Linked DNA regions of Homo sapiens: all the other regions are linked to region 3. The links are chromatin contacts, found by Hi-C or POLR2A ChIA-PET in ENCODE. All regions are on one chromosome and are shown on one strand. Each heading gives the region's core, a stretch centred on a gene start or an enhancer-like site at or near the end of the contact. The rest is flanking DNA. Distances are from core to core; before and after follow the strand shown.

Region 1 (4,814 bases), core at 387-2,886, 110 kb before region 3:
AGGCCCTGAGCCTGATCACTCGTGAACTTGTACAACAGCATTGGGAGGTTTGGGCCTGGGGGTGCCTGTGGTGCCCTGTACTGCAGCAGGGACTGAGCTTCGTGCACATGGGAGGCTTCATCCTCTGCACACACCCGGGATCCACCCCTGGGAGGCAGTTTTGTTGGAGGAAAGGTCTCCACGAGGAAGTATAGGAGCAAGACAGTTTGGAATGTGATTTCTCTCATCCTGCTGGTATCTTTCTTTGTATGTAAAAATTTCCTTTCTGAGTCTTAGCCCAAACGTGATTTCTTTAGATTTTTCCCATGTGTTTATGTGGTTAGATTTTTGTTTTCATTTTTCTTCTGGCTTTATGGTTTTTCTCCCTGTCCCACTTTTCCCACATTGATTTTGCATTTCTGGCAGAGATGGGCAGAGCCCCAGTGACTGACTCTTAAAAGGCTAAATCTTTTTAAAAATTATATAATTTAAAACCTACCCTTGTATCTCCCCTATTTCTGATTTTTTTTTTTTTTTGAAGGGAAAAAAATCTATAAAGAATGCTTCTAAGGCCGGGTGCAGTGGCTCATGTCTGTAATCCCAGCACTTCGGGAGGCCAAGGCGGGTGGATCACTTGAGGTCAGGAATTCAACACCAGCCTGGCCAACATGGTGAAACTCCGTCTCCACTAAAAATACAAAAATATTAGCTGGGTGTGGTAGCACGTGCCTGTAATCCCAGCTACTCGGGAGGCTGAGGCTGGAGAATTGCTTGAACCCAGGAAGTGGAGGTTGCAGTGAGCCGAGATCAGGCCACTGCACTCCACCCTGGGTGACAGAGTGAAACTCGGTGCCCCCTCAAAAGAAAGAATGTTTCTAAAGCTGGTATCCTTGTTTTTTTCCATTTTGCACTTAGGCAATGAGGTGACTGTGTTAGTTCTATTCCGTGGTGTTTATCATTCCATGCTATTAGTTCAGTGAGTTGCCCTGGGCCTCTGTATGACAGTCTCTAGGTGTGTTCTTGGTGACTGCTAAGAGAAACAAGGCTCTCCCATATGTAAGGGAGTCGGCCTGCTGGTATATCCAATCGCGTCACTACACCGGTACCTGTGAACTTGGCCGTATGGTAGACACTCAGCCATGGCTTCAGTATTTCAATTCCGTTAAACTTGCCAAGCACAGCATCTCCTACCTGTATTATCTTGGGCAGTCGACAAATTTCTGGCTGACACCTCTTCACATAAAATGAAGCAATGGATAAGACAAATGTGAATATTCTTTCTAGCTATGAAATTCTAAAATTCGAATTCTCACTTCTGTGTGTATGTTTTTAATTGTCCAAGTTAGATCTTGAATCATTTATATAGATATTTCCATTCTCACTTCCATGAGCACATATTGAGCACCTACCAAGTGCTAGGGCTGGGGGTCCAGAGATAGGAGATGCTGAGACAGGGAGAGAGAGAATCAGAACAGACCTGTGAACAGGGTGGCAGAGGAAGCCTGACGATGCTGCAGGAGCTCACAGGGAGCCCGAGGGAAGAGCCCTTCCCAGAGGAGGTCGTGCTGGAAGGGAAGTGTCAAAGAGAAATATGATTTAACCAGGCAGAGAAGGAAGGCAGGGCAGGCGTGGCAAGGATGGGTGAGACCCAGAGAACAGGATGTGTAAAGGGAAGAAAACAGAAGGAAGTGTGGTGAGCTGAGAACTGGGCCTCATATGAGGTGAGGAGACGCAGGAGGATGCAGGAGGTGGGCTGGGGAGGCACCTATGGCAGTGGCTGCTGTTGCCTGCAGGCCTGAGCCCAGCTACAGCATTGGTAGGTGTTAGCAGCACTTTTGCAAGTGAAGATGCTGAAACATAGAAAGATTCAGCAACTACTGGACACATAAGTAATAATTAAAAGAGCAAACTTTGAACTTGGGTCTTTGTGACACCAAACCTTAAGCTCTTCCTCTCTGTCTCCCCACGCTGTCCCTAAGGCTGGGGGATGTAGAAGAACCCCTTTGACCCCGGCCCTGGCCACCTTGCCGGGAGTGTGAGTATCATCCTGGAGGACATGGGGCTGATCTCAGAAGGATTTCAGGCAGGAGGGAGATGCAGTTGGGTAGAGAGGTTGAAGGGAAAATGAGACCAGGTGCAGGTCAGCTGATCCATTCTGCTGGGTGACTCAGTTCCAGCGCGGTCCTAGTGAGGGCCTGGGTGGCATTTGGAGTCTCACTGACCTGGTCTTCTGTCTACTATTTCTTTGCAAACCTGTAAGGACTAAAGAAAATCCAAAATAAAGAAAAAAGTGATATCAACTTGTAGTAGTTACTAAACCTTCACTACATGCCCTTGGTGAGCATTATGCCATTTAATCCTCATGACAACCCTCTTAAGTAGAAATGATTAATATCCTTCATGTACAGACGCTGACTGGCCTAAGGCCATACAGTCTGTGCATGGCGGAACTGGGATGAAGCCCCAGGTCAGAGCACTTAACCTCTATGCATACTGCCTTCCAGCAGCACAAGGATTCATGCATGGTTGGAATCAGAGCTTTTCTAAATCTCATGATTGTCGTTGTTATTTTTAGTACTATTATTATTAGGCAGAGGCAAGAGCTAAAGGGAGATGTCAGGACCCAGACTGGCAGCCTCGGCAGCCTCATGACTGGCAGCCAAGGTGTTGTTTTCCTGCTGTGCCCTCTCCCATCCAGGCAGGTCCCCCGGAGCTGCTCTTTCTCCAGCCCCTTCCAGGTCTCAGAGGCTCTCACAGGAGGCCCCCACCCCTCCCCAGCTCCAAGATGCCCTGGACTGGGAGCCATGTGCTGGAGATCATCCCCTCTGCTGCCTGATGGCTGTGGACTCTTTCTCAGGAGTGGTTTCTACTCACATGCAGCCCAGGTGGGACCTGAGAATCCAAGCCATCCCTCCCAGAGAGAAGGCATCCCGTACCCACCACGCAACCCCACCCACATTCCGGGAGGCCTCCCTTCCCAGAGGCAGCACCCACTTCTTTCCAGCCAGACCTTGCCTGGCATTTGGCACCAACTTGCTTCTTAATTGTAGTGGGAGGCGGGTATGAAAGGAAGTTTGGTTTGGAGAAAATGGCTGATCTTCTCTACTCCACTGTGATCAGACTCCAGGCCTGGGAATCTCCTGGCAGGGAGCCCACGGAGCCGGGTTTCTCCCCGACTTGAACTCAATCGAGGATTTCAGGGCATTCTCTTTGGGAGTCCTTGCATCTGAAATCCACTCGCCCTGTGGTCCAAACAACCCTCAATTTGCGTTGCTTCTAGGAGAGGGTGTGTCTGTTTAACAGGCACCATCATCCTATAGGGACAGTCAGAAAATTTAATCTGAAACTCAAGATGTCTGAAGAGCATACCCTTTTTAGGGGTACTTTAGAGCTTAATTTTTAAATCTCAGATGGCCACAAGGCTTCTTTCATTGCAAAGTGTACCTGGCTTTGCAGAGGAGAATTGCATTTTCCTTGTAGCCCTCTTTCCCTCAAGGGTCGCTGGTTCATAAAATGTCCTATCAGTACTCACTACCAGTTTAGTATTTGTCTGTCTTTAGGCAGGTTAGAGCACTGCTGTCTGTAGGGCTGATTGGACCTCACAGACGTGTCTTTAAGAAGAGCATACACGTTTGCATGAATGGGCTTATCTGCCAGGCGCAGGGCACCCCGCCCCCCTTCCCAGGAGTTTGCATTCTGAGCCGCGGTGTGGAGGTGCCTTAGTGTCGCTGGTGTGTCTGCAGCAATCATGCCACCCATTTAATTTCCATAGATTAATTGAGTATGTGTATTTCGTGAGCACAAGGAAGAGTTGTTACTCTGTTTTTAATGGATTTACAAGATAACCTGATGCTGTGCGGTTTGTTTACTGTAGCGGCTTTATGGTGTTTTGTACCAGTAAACGGGCTTCCATCAGCAGATCTGTCTGGAATAAAGATGTTTGCAAATCGAGGGTGTAAGCAACCTGCCTCATCCGATTAACAACTATTCCTGAAAACTCACAGGGAATCTCAGCTTGCTCATTTGAGTTTTATTCCCACTTTTCTCACATAGGAATATTTAGAATTGAAATTTTTAGAAAATGAAAACATTACTGGAGGCTTAAATTGTAATGTGAACCCGATACATAGAACAAACTCATGCGCAATCACTTCCTTCGTAAACGTTGTAGTAGCATTTATGCTGCACCAGAGAAAATCCCGACAAGAAGTGTTGGTTTTGAAATCTGCAAGAAAAATGGACAGGTTTTTTAAAACACCTTTTTATTCTTTCAGTTGTTTTTTTTTTTGAATGTTTTTATTGTTGTTTTTATTGAATGTTTAAAAAACGTTGTTCTCATTTCTTAGAAGTTTTAAATTTTAGAATGCTCTTTGTTGAGGCACTGGGTGTAGGTGCAGTCTCGATTCTGAATTGGAGGGTGGTGGTTATTCATAGGGAGAGGCTGAATTAGATATGTTTAGAACCCAAGATGTGACCCAGCCGCTCTCCACCAGGCACACCGTGTGGCAGATCTGCAGATGTCTGAGATAAGAACCGCAATGCGTGGCCTCTTACAGCAGTGGGGAGGGGAGAAACCTGGGTTTTCCTCCCAGGATGCGGGGAAGCTACTGCAGGGTTTGTGTTTGTTTGAGACAGGGTCTCACTCTGTCACCCAGGCTGGAGTGCAGTGGCGTGATCATGGCTCACTGCTATGGGAGTGGGGAAGATTGGGTGTGTGGCATTAGAAGCTCGCTCTGGCTGCTGAGAGAAGAAAGGATTAGCTGGGAAGAGTGGCAGAAGGAGACAAGTTAGGGACTGCTACCGTAACTGGAGAGAGAGGACAGTCATGGGGAAAT
Region 2 (4,585 bases), core at 652-3,151, 70 kb after region 3:
ATGGGAAAATTCAGTGTTAGTGTATCCTCTCTCACAAGTGGGGGATGGGGGTGGTTATTCAGTGCCTATGAAATTTTCTCTCTACTATAAATTCTCAAGGAAGAAAATGTTAGGGAAGCAACAATGTGACATCTAAAGCAATAATGTGATGGGTGTGACCACAGGTGTCTCTTGCCATCTGAACTCCTATGAAATTTCAAGGACCCATACTGGAAGTATGTGCAGATAACCCAGAGCCAGCTGAGGACCACATTTTCATTATTGCTGCTTCCCTCATTATTGGCTTTTATTATGAGCTAACATTGAAGTTCTATCTAGAACAATGTATATGCATGACATACTCACGACATCCAGTTATGATCCACTTTTTAGTGTACACACTTCATTTGATTGTCAAATAATTTAACTTTTGTATAGCATTGGTGTCATCATTTATGCTTATATCTGGCACTTGTTGCTACAAAGGTCCTTTGGGATCGCATGCTAAATGCAAAGATAGTAACATGGTACATAATTGCTACAATTTTGTTTTTAGAAAATCATTTACTGTATTTACTTAACCTAACATTTTAAATACCCCAATCCAGTATCAAAACAAGATTAAACCAGCAGTTGCATGATTTATTAAGCTAGTATTGCAGAAGAACTCTCCATGTAATCTGAAAAATCAAATGTAGTAGGAAAAAAAATAACTTAGGCAAACGTAAATGATAATGTTAAATAAAAGAATACAAAAAAGCTCTCCTTCCAACCTGCACCTGCATTTTAGGTGGACTTTAGAAGACTGTGGTGTTTCTGTAACTGTTAATAAGCATTCATAAGACCCCAGAACAGAGCTTCACAGCCAAGCAGAAATACATGATGCGTAACTCTAATGCTTTTGACAGAATTGGAGCAAAAGAAATAAATAATTTCACTCATTCTTAATTTGTACACAGACCATCTAGAAAGCTCCTAGTTTTGCTTTTAGTAGCATCTGTACACTCGGTTTTTTCAGACAAGACGTCAGCTAGGGTAAAATAAAATGTATTCCTACATGAGCAATTTTATTTGAGAATCTGCAGAAACAGGAATGATCTCTATGGCATTTTTAAATTGTAACATTAAGTGCTAATGTGTATGACTTCCAGACATCTGAAGCCATAAACTTCTTTGCAAGTTACATGCCGACACTTCATTTGGGCAGTAAATCAGCTGTCACAGTGACTTACTGCAATGACAGCAAAAGCTCCAGCACTCCAGACAGTGGGATTTTTATGCTGCCAGCAGAAAGGTCTTTTCATAGACACTCTTACAAGAAATCAAAATTCTATTCTATTAGTATCCAGCATTCGGCCAATTTTTGACCTTAAAAATTGGTAATGTCATATGATTCAACCTAATATTTGATACATATGAACTTTTAAAAGGTTGTTTTGGAATAAAAACATGAGTATCTCAGTTTTCTGTTCAGAGTAGATGGACTATCACTGTCAGATATCTAAGTGGTCAGCTGTTTTTCCTTAGGATTATATAACTGGTTAGATCAATTCAAACATAACCAACGGCTTCTTGGTGTTAGCCGGGATGTATGCACAGCCACCAAATTGTAAGAGAGAAAAAGCGAGCGGTGATGTCTCCCTCTACTGGTGGAAGGTAAAAGGGTCCTCAAATGAAAAGCCAGGAAGGCTGGGTAGCGGAGGGAAAAGGGTTCAAAGTAAAAAAGAGAGAGGTAGAAAGGAAGAAACAAAGAAGAAAAAGAGAAGACGGAAAAAGGAGAAGTGGGAGAGAAATCAATGGGGAAGAAGGATAGAGGGGAAGAGAGTTGGTGAGTCCAGAGAGCAAGAAAGTTAAGTAGAAAAGTCAACAAGAAATGGGCAAATAAGAATTAGAAGCAAAGGTTTAAAAAAAAAAAAAGGGAAGTGTAAGAATATTTGTCATGGCCATCTCCACAGTAACCCTGAAAATACTGGCCATTTTCCCCCATGACTTTCTCAAATGAGAATCACAGCCATGAAGGTTTATGAACCCATCGCCCTTGGAATTCTGGCAGAGTGGAAAATTAGGAAAAGCTCTTTTAAAAAAATCAGGTATCCCTGAGTCATTTGATATCTAAGTTTTTTCTAAGAAGCATATGTTCAAAACAGGCGACGTTTTGAGAGCGTTTAATGAGAATTGTAAATTCCAGTCAGTAGAGTCATTGCACTACCCTTGGTTGGAATCTGACAAAACTCTGCTCTGTCCACGCCAGTGCTCTCTTCTGAGCCAACAGGAGATTTAGATGGGTGACACCCTGCAGAACAGAGCCTGGTCCCCGTGTGCCCCAACTGAGATTTGCCTTCTAAATGGAAATCAGTTTGAATGTGGCAAAGTGTTTTCAAAGCTGTGAACTACACGCAGGACTTAGATACTTAGGTGCCTGATGCCAGTGCCCCTGCCCCCTGCTGTCATCCCAGCAGGAAAGCTGGGGAGGGCACAGAGAGTAGGTTCATTATTACTACAAAAGCAGTCCCTCTATCAGGGGAAACACCCATAGCTAGACTTAGATAGACAGTCATCTTTTAAGATGTTTAAACAAATCTGTGTAGAAGAGGTGCTTATCATCAGATAAGTCAGGGTTCCAAAGAGTCATTTGGAAAACATTTCTGAGTGACTTCTATATAGATTTTTTAAATTAAATGGCTTACGGGCTAGGCACGGTGGCTCAGACCTGTAATCCCAGCACTTTGGGAGGCCGAGGAAGGCAGATCACTTGAGGTCAGGAGTTTGAGACCAGCCTGGCCAACACAGTAAAACCCCCATCTCCACTAAAAAAAAAAAAAAAAAAAATACAAAAATTAGCCAGGCATGGTGGTGCGTGCCTGTAGTCCCAGCTACTCAGGAGGCTGAGGTAGGAGAATTGTTTGAACCCAGGAGGCAGAGGCTGCAGTGAGCCAAGATCGTGCCACTGCACTCCAGCCTGGGTGACAGAGTGAGACTCCATCTCAAAAAAAACAAAACAAAACAAAAATTAAATGGCTTAGGCTAAACTTCTTCTTTCACAAATATTATTTCACACCTTCTTCAAGTCCTTAAGCTTCACCCTTGACAAACTCAAGAGCATTTCCAACAAGGTCCTGGCCAGTGAGGCCCACACAGTGTTTGCTACAGTTCTTAACAAGTCGTAGGTACAGCATGGCAAAGCACCAGTAGGTATGTGCTGGAGTGGGCCAGGTTTGGAGTGGTCTGAACCATGCCATGGGAGACCTCCTTTAAGAAAAAACAAACAATATGCAGAGAACGAGGCCTTGGAAAGAGGCTGTGTAAGTAAAGGAGCCTGAAGCATCATTAGCTTCCCAGTAAAGCCACCTCTAGGGCTGTTATCTTTAAGTTAGCAAAGGGATGTTTGCAAATGGAAGTCTCCGAAGGTGCACCCAACTCTGCATCAACCCCAACAGGGAACACAGTCTCTCAGGAGCTTAACCGACCACTGCCGACAGCCACCTTATCCGAGAAGGTTCTCGTGGGTGTGCAGGAGCTCTTTGCAGGCTTAGGTGGCAGAGAGGTGATCAGGGGAGAGGAAAAGGGCCAGCAGCTGATGGAGTAGTGCAAAGTAGAAGAATGCACAAGAGAGGGGTGGTGGGGGGGGAAGACAGAGAGTGGAGGAGAGCCCACCTCTCCCCAGAGAGGAAAGTTGAAAGAAACAGAGGGTTGAGGCGAGCCCACCTCTTCCCACAGGGAAGGTGAAAGAGACAGAGAGGGTTGGAAGGAGAGGAGCCCGCCTCTGCCCTCAGGCTCCTACTGTGTGACCTTGACTGTCTCCTCCAGCTCCACCCTCGAACATATTTTTCTGTGAGTCTGTGAGAGTCAGTCAGAAGTACTTGGGCTGAACCCTAAAACAGAATTTGCCAATTAGTCTTCAGTAGAGAAGGCTTTCTTCAGGTCAACAGAGACAAGCAAATCTAATTTGCCATTTCCTTGTTCCTTAGAGCCAGGGGGTATTGTGTGGACAGAAAGCATTAGGATGAGTGAGGGCTCCAGAGGGGAAGCTTGAAAACAAGATGCCTTGGTCCAGCAAGGGCGCTGGCTTGCCAGCTGAGCTCTCTGAAGCGGCAGCTCCGCCCTGGGCTCATTCCCAGGCCCGGCCTGCTGGAGGCTGTGCGGAGTTACAGGAAATGGGAGTGCCGCTGCGGCTCAGCTGCCTCTGTCAGTAAGAATACGAAACGGTGATGTTCATAAAACATTCTTTGCAAAGCACAGTCCGTCCAAACCCTGGTATAGTTTCCAGAAGACGAATGTTTAATCAATGAGGCTGCTCTGCCTCTGCCTCTGCCCTGTCAAGACTGAGCCCATGTCCTGAGCAGAGCTGACAGCATGGGAGAGCGCCCGCAGCCTACACAGGCCACAGCTGTCTGCAGCCTGCTCAGTAGCCCCCACCGGAAGGGACCTGCACCCTGAGCTGAAATTCCCTGCAAGAGCAGAGAAAGCTACTCTGTTGCCCACCTGACAGCTTGGAGAAGCACCGCCGTGGCACAAATGATTGTGGTGATGAGTGGAAAGGATTGTTAACGCTTCACAGTCAGCCCCTTCCAAGTACTTTTTATTTATTTATTTATTTAGAGACAAG
Region 3 (4,771 bases), core at 1,213-3,712:
TCCCGAGTAGCTGGACTACAGGCGTATGTCACCCTGCCCAGCTAATTTTTTTGTATTTTTCTTAGAGACGAGGTTTCACCATGTTGGCCAGGCTGGTCTTGAACTGGCCTCAAGTGATCCACCTGCCTCGGCCTCCTGAAGTGCTGGGATTACAGATGTGAGCCACTGCTCCCGGCCTAGGCTAGATTTTTAATCACAGTCAAAATTTTCTTCTCAATCTACTGTGACTTACTATTTTAAAATTCCTTTTGGATTATTATCAGACACTGCTCTGAAAGTTCATATAATCACATTTGTTCCCTCCCATTGCCCACAGGTGTATGTGTCCCTTAAAGAACCCTGATGAATGAGATGTAAAAGCCCCTTATCACAGCTGTGCCTTTCCCCAGTGACGGTGTACTTCTGCATGTGTGAGTGTTTCCAGTATGATCCTCTCCTGTGCACTCTACCAGCCGTGAACCTAGGAGCCACCAGGCTATAATAGGCCAGGAGCCAGGCCTCCACCTTTCTGGTAAATCAAAGTCACGGTGGCCACCCAGTATCCACAACCGAACATGGTGGTGGTCTATGTATGGGAGACCCAGAACAGGAAAGAGAAAGGGAAAGGAGAGGAAGTGGGGAAGTTTGGGGCAGGATCTAGAGGAGGAAGACTGGAACCCAGGAGCACACCGCAAGCCGCGGCCTCTGAGTGGTGCTCAGGGCCAGCTCCGTGGGGGACAGGTGAAGAAGTAGCATATGAGTGATCTAAAATAAAGCTGCCCACAGGGCTCCTCAAAACACCACCCAGTGATTGAAAACTGCATAGCTTCGGTTTTCCGGTTAATTATGGGACACTGGGGCCTTTGGTTGACTGATGAGCAGGACAGTAGTTTGGACATTCTGCATTCAGGAAAATAGAGTGGAAGGCAAATGTCTCCCACTGAGAAGTGTAATTGCAGAGTTGGCCATGATCTTATTTTTAGATGGAAAGTTTTCACTGAAAGAATTCTTTTTGCAGCAAGAGAAGTAGCACAGTGGTATGCTGAAAGCTGAGGTGGGAACTTGTGGCTTCCCTTACCTTGTAACGAGCAGGTTTGAGCTGGTCCTTCCCAAGCACAGTAAATAAATGTCACTTTGCATGGGAGAGGAGAGAGGAAAAATGCAGCTTCCCAGGCCGTTCAGAAGAGCAGTTTTCTTTGTTAAATAAGTTTGAAAGTCATAGGGGCCTTTTTAGTTGAGGACTGAGAAAGAGCTTTCTCTGGTCAAATATAGAGTTAGTTGGCAGGCCCCAGTGGTTGGGGACCTGGCTCTGAGAACACACAGGCCAGGGCTGAATCCTGGTCCTCTCATTGAGTAATACTGGAACCTGGCAAGTTGTCTGAACGCTCCCAGCTGTTACCACATCTGTAAAATGGATGTGATCCTAGTGCTACCCCCTCGGTTTCTTTTGAAGATTAACTGAGATAGTGCCCACCACAGCACCCAGCACAGACAGACCTGCGGCACACTGAGGGGCCAGTAAGCGCGTGGCTCTGGCCATTGATGGTCTCATCAGTGATGGGAATGCCACCATCGGTGCTCCCAAGTAACTGATTACAACAAGAAGCGTCTTCACAAAGTAGTAGGAATCGCCTTGTTTCTCTGTAATCTGGAAGGATTTAGATGATCTGCCGTGATCGACGTGAATGTATTTTCTGTCTCTCTCTGACTTTGTCCCTGCTGCCTGTTTCCGTCTGTCTCTTTCTCTGAATCCTTGACTGTCTCTCTGGTTCTCTGTGAGTCTTGCCATCGCGTTCCTTCTGCACACGTGGAACGCAGCATTTCGGGTTGTTTATTTATCCAGGCGGGCTTTGAGGTTACGGAATATTTTTAAACAACCAACAGCTGGGGCCAGGGAGCCACCTCTTCTCTCTCGGATCCTCATATCCCTCAAATCATTAAAGCGAGAGAAACTGAAGGAGCTGAAGAGGCAAAGCATGGGCCTGTGAGACCCTCTCGGGCTCACTATGTATGTTTTAAAGCCCCAGGTGCATGCTGCCCTCGTTTTTCTGATGGGGTAGGCCCTATGAGGGATGTCTGTCGTTTGGTGGGCCCTAGTCCAGCGTCGGAATTGCCAGCAGCTTTCGCTGGAATGCGTATTTTTAGTACAGCCTAAACCTGTAATAAAAAGGGATTTACATGTACTAGATTTTAATCACATACTGTGGACAAACTAATAAGAAAGTTTGCTAGACAGTAAGATGAAACACTGCCAGCATTTTTGCAAACCGGTTATACAAGAGTCTGCCTAACTCTGGCCAGACCCAGGCAGCTTAGTCTAGAGGTTCAGAGGTGGCCTCTGGAGGCAGCTGCAGCCTGGGTCCCAGCCCTGCTGTCCTGTGTGGGCACTGGGACTGTCTCTGCACCTGAGATGCCACATCTGGAAGGGCTGTGAAGACGAAGGAAGTAGTACATGGAGCCCTCAGGCCATGCCAGCCCCTGGGGGGCACCGAGCAGACCAGCCTCCTCCCACATCCAGGACATGGCCTGGTCCCTTGTTTTCTGTCCTGTCATTTTTGGTGTGGGTGCCACAAAGAACCTCCAGGCGCCCTCTGCAGGGACTCAGTGTCCAGTCGCTTTTATTTCTGGCAGGGCTTTCCCCTGCCTCTTTTAAATCCTTACAGGCTCTCTTTCTCATTCCCTCGCCTCTTTTTGGCTGTGCTCTTCCTCTCCCGGGCACTTGACTGCATCTTACTGCACACTCTGCCTTCTGTCCCACAGTGTCTGCCCCTTGTTGCTCTCACTGCTTCCTCTGTGTGTGAGTCTGAACTCAGACTGCAGATACCTTGTGTGTTGCATACACTCTGCTGTGCGCTGCCCTCAGGAACCCAGCCACTGCTTCACAGTTGTACATTAAGAGTTTGGACATGGCAGAGATTCGGCCCTGCAGCTGCCTTCTGGTGTGGATTAGCACTTGGGAATGCCTTTGTAACTATTTGGGTATGATGAGGGGGCTATTAGTTTCTCATAGGAAAGCAGGTCATTGGAGGGGAGTGGAGGGAGCTGAGATTCGTATCCTTGTTGGAACCAAAACAAACAGGACTTTACTGATTCTCCTGGTTTCCGCTATCTCTTCATTTCACCAACATTGAATAAGCATCTATGTGTTAAGTGCTGTGACAATAACTAAGTATGTGAAAATATGAGCCAGTCCCCAGGGATCATTATTAAGAGCAGACCAAGGAGAACTCAAGGCAGACAGTATTGTATTTATCATATTACACAGGTTAAAGAGTAATTTTATATTGGTTAAGAGTAGAATTAAATTACCAACATTTATGCACCAAATAACATTGCATCAAAATATATAAAGTAAAGGTTGTTAGAAAATGCAAAGGTAATTTGTTACATAATGCTAGTGAGAAATAATAGCATACATCTGTTTTTCATGGCTCAGGTCAACAAACTGTAAGTAGAGTATGCCAGTGTATAAGTATAATAAATGTATGTTGAACTTCGTTTTTACAAAGTGTACTTACCATGTTCAACCATTCATGGAACATTTACAAAAATTAATCATATTAAGCCCAAAACACTTTCCAGCGTTCTAAAGGCAGATATCACACTGAAAATGTCATCTGATGAAACAATAAAACTAGAAATGAATCACAAAGATAGAAATGTACAAACATACCTAATTGTAATGCTTTTAAAAAAAACTTTAAAAAACTTTTATAAATCTTTGTAAAGAAGCTTTTTAAAGAGGCTTTTCATAAATCTTGGGTGACAGAAACTTCAAAACTGCAGTTGTAAAATATTTAGAAAATGGCAGTAAGAACAATGCAAAAGAAAACCATGCCATTCAGAATTCTACATTTTAAACATGAGAAATAGTTAATCTAAGCAGAAGAGGAATGAACCAGAAGACTGTCGGGTTGCCGGTAGAATCAACAAGGAGGCTGGAGAATGAGGCTCAGAAACCAGGAACAGTGGAGGAGGCTGGGCAGCCCCGCACGGCCAGTTGCATCTGCAGCAGGATGTTGCAGGAGGCAAGTACCACAGGTAGGACGTTTGCGGCACCACCACTGAGTTCCCTCTGCTGCAGCTCTCGACGAAACTCTGACTGTCTTCAAAGACCACAACTCCGGATTCAGACACCTGGGTGGGAGCCCTTGGCCTGTTTTGTTTCCACGCCCAAGCAGACAGCCAGGCGAAGGTGGCGACTGCCCCACACTCAGCATCTATAATGAGGATGGGAGGATGGGGCCCTGCCTCCCACCTATTTTGGGGTTCTCCCCAAACAGGAAGTTTACTTTAATGGTGGATGGCCAATGAAATAAAATACTTTAAAAAGTCTAGTACAAAAAATAAACTGAACTTAGAAGCAAATAAATGAACAAAGCATCCATCTCCAGAAGGCAGAAAAAGAGCAGCAAATAAACTTAAGGGAAACCATAAGAAAACAATGACTTAGAAAACAGCAACCAATAGGTTGCCAAATCTAATTCTTTGGAGAACAACCAACCAAGGCATTAACGTCTGGTAAGACAAAGAAATTAACAAAGTGCAAGTAACAGATTCAAATGAAACAAATATAGGTGAGATGGTTTTCTATAATTATTGAGAAATATATTATTTTGCCGTTGTGTTAACTCTATGCCAATTGATTTGAAAAATCTCAGTGAAACATGATTGTATAGGAAAATGGGCCAAGGAGTGAGTAGAAAACTGGAATTGATTACTAGCCATGAAAAACTGAAAAGTTTTATGAAGAACCATGTGAGAAAGGTGCTGGGCCCAGACAGCTTACTTC

What was found. Hi-C counts contacts between places; a loop is a spot of excess contacts on that map. ChIA-PET counts read pairs that join two places held with the same protein, here RNA polymerase II (POLR2A). Pooled maps may share reads with other maps.
Region 1: a pooled map shows a loop between it and region 3 (2.2-fold over the local background). The contact joins two enhancer-like sites. A Hi-C loop is called at or near these places in 1 of 168 maps with a recorded cell type or tissue (Calu3) and 2 of 50 pooled maps. POLR2A ChIA-PET finds 5 or more read pairs at or near these places in 2 of 52 experiments (activated B cell and activated T-cell).
Region 2: a map of PC-3 shows a loop between it and region 3 (8-fold over the local background). The contact joins two enhancer-like sites. A Hi-C loop is called at or near these places in 8 of 168 maps with a recorded cell type or tissue (B cell, OCI-LY7, PC-3 and 5 more), 2 of 37 single-sample maps with no recorded cell type and 11 of 50 pooled maps. POLR2A ChIA-PET finds 5 or more read pairs at or near these places in 1 of 52 experiments (K562).

Annotation. Positions count from the first base shown.
Region 1 is chr6:157,485,180-157,489,993 of GRCh38, forward strand. The region is part of intron 1 of ZDHHC14 (zDHHC palmitoyltransferase 14); the gene reads left to right. Among named protein-coding and RNA genes, the nearest start is that of MIR3692, 42 kb to the right of the region's middle. Within about 2 kb of position 1,637, at least 3 of the 41 ENCODE cell types and tissues checked have a DNase peak (open chromatin) inside an H3K27ac peak, as active enhancers do.
Region 2 is chr6:157,665,735-157,670,319 of GRCh38, forward strand. The region is part of intron 8 of ZDHHC14 (zDHHC palmitoyltransferase 14); the gene reads left to right. Among named protein-coding and RNA genes, the nearest start is that of MIR3692, 140 kb to the left of the region's middle. RefSeq lists enhancers at 3,633-4,240, 4,241-4,585. Within about 2 kb of position 1,902, at least 2 of the 41 ENCODE cell types and tissues checked have a DNase peak (open chromatin) inside an H3K27ac peak, as active enhancers do.
Region 3 is chr6:157,595,314-157,600,084 of GRCh38, forward strand. The region is part of intron 3 of ZDHHC14 (zDHHC palmitoyltransferase 14); the gene reads left to right. Among named protein-coding and RNA genes, the nearest start is that of MIR3692, 69 kb to the left of the region's middle. Within about 2 kb of position 2,463, at least 12 of the 41 ENCODE cell types and tissues checked have a DNase peak (open chromatin) inside an H3K27ac peak, as active enhancers do.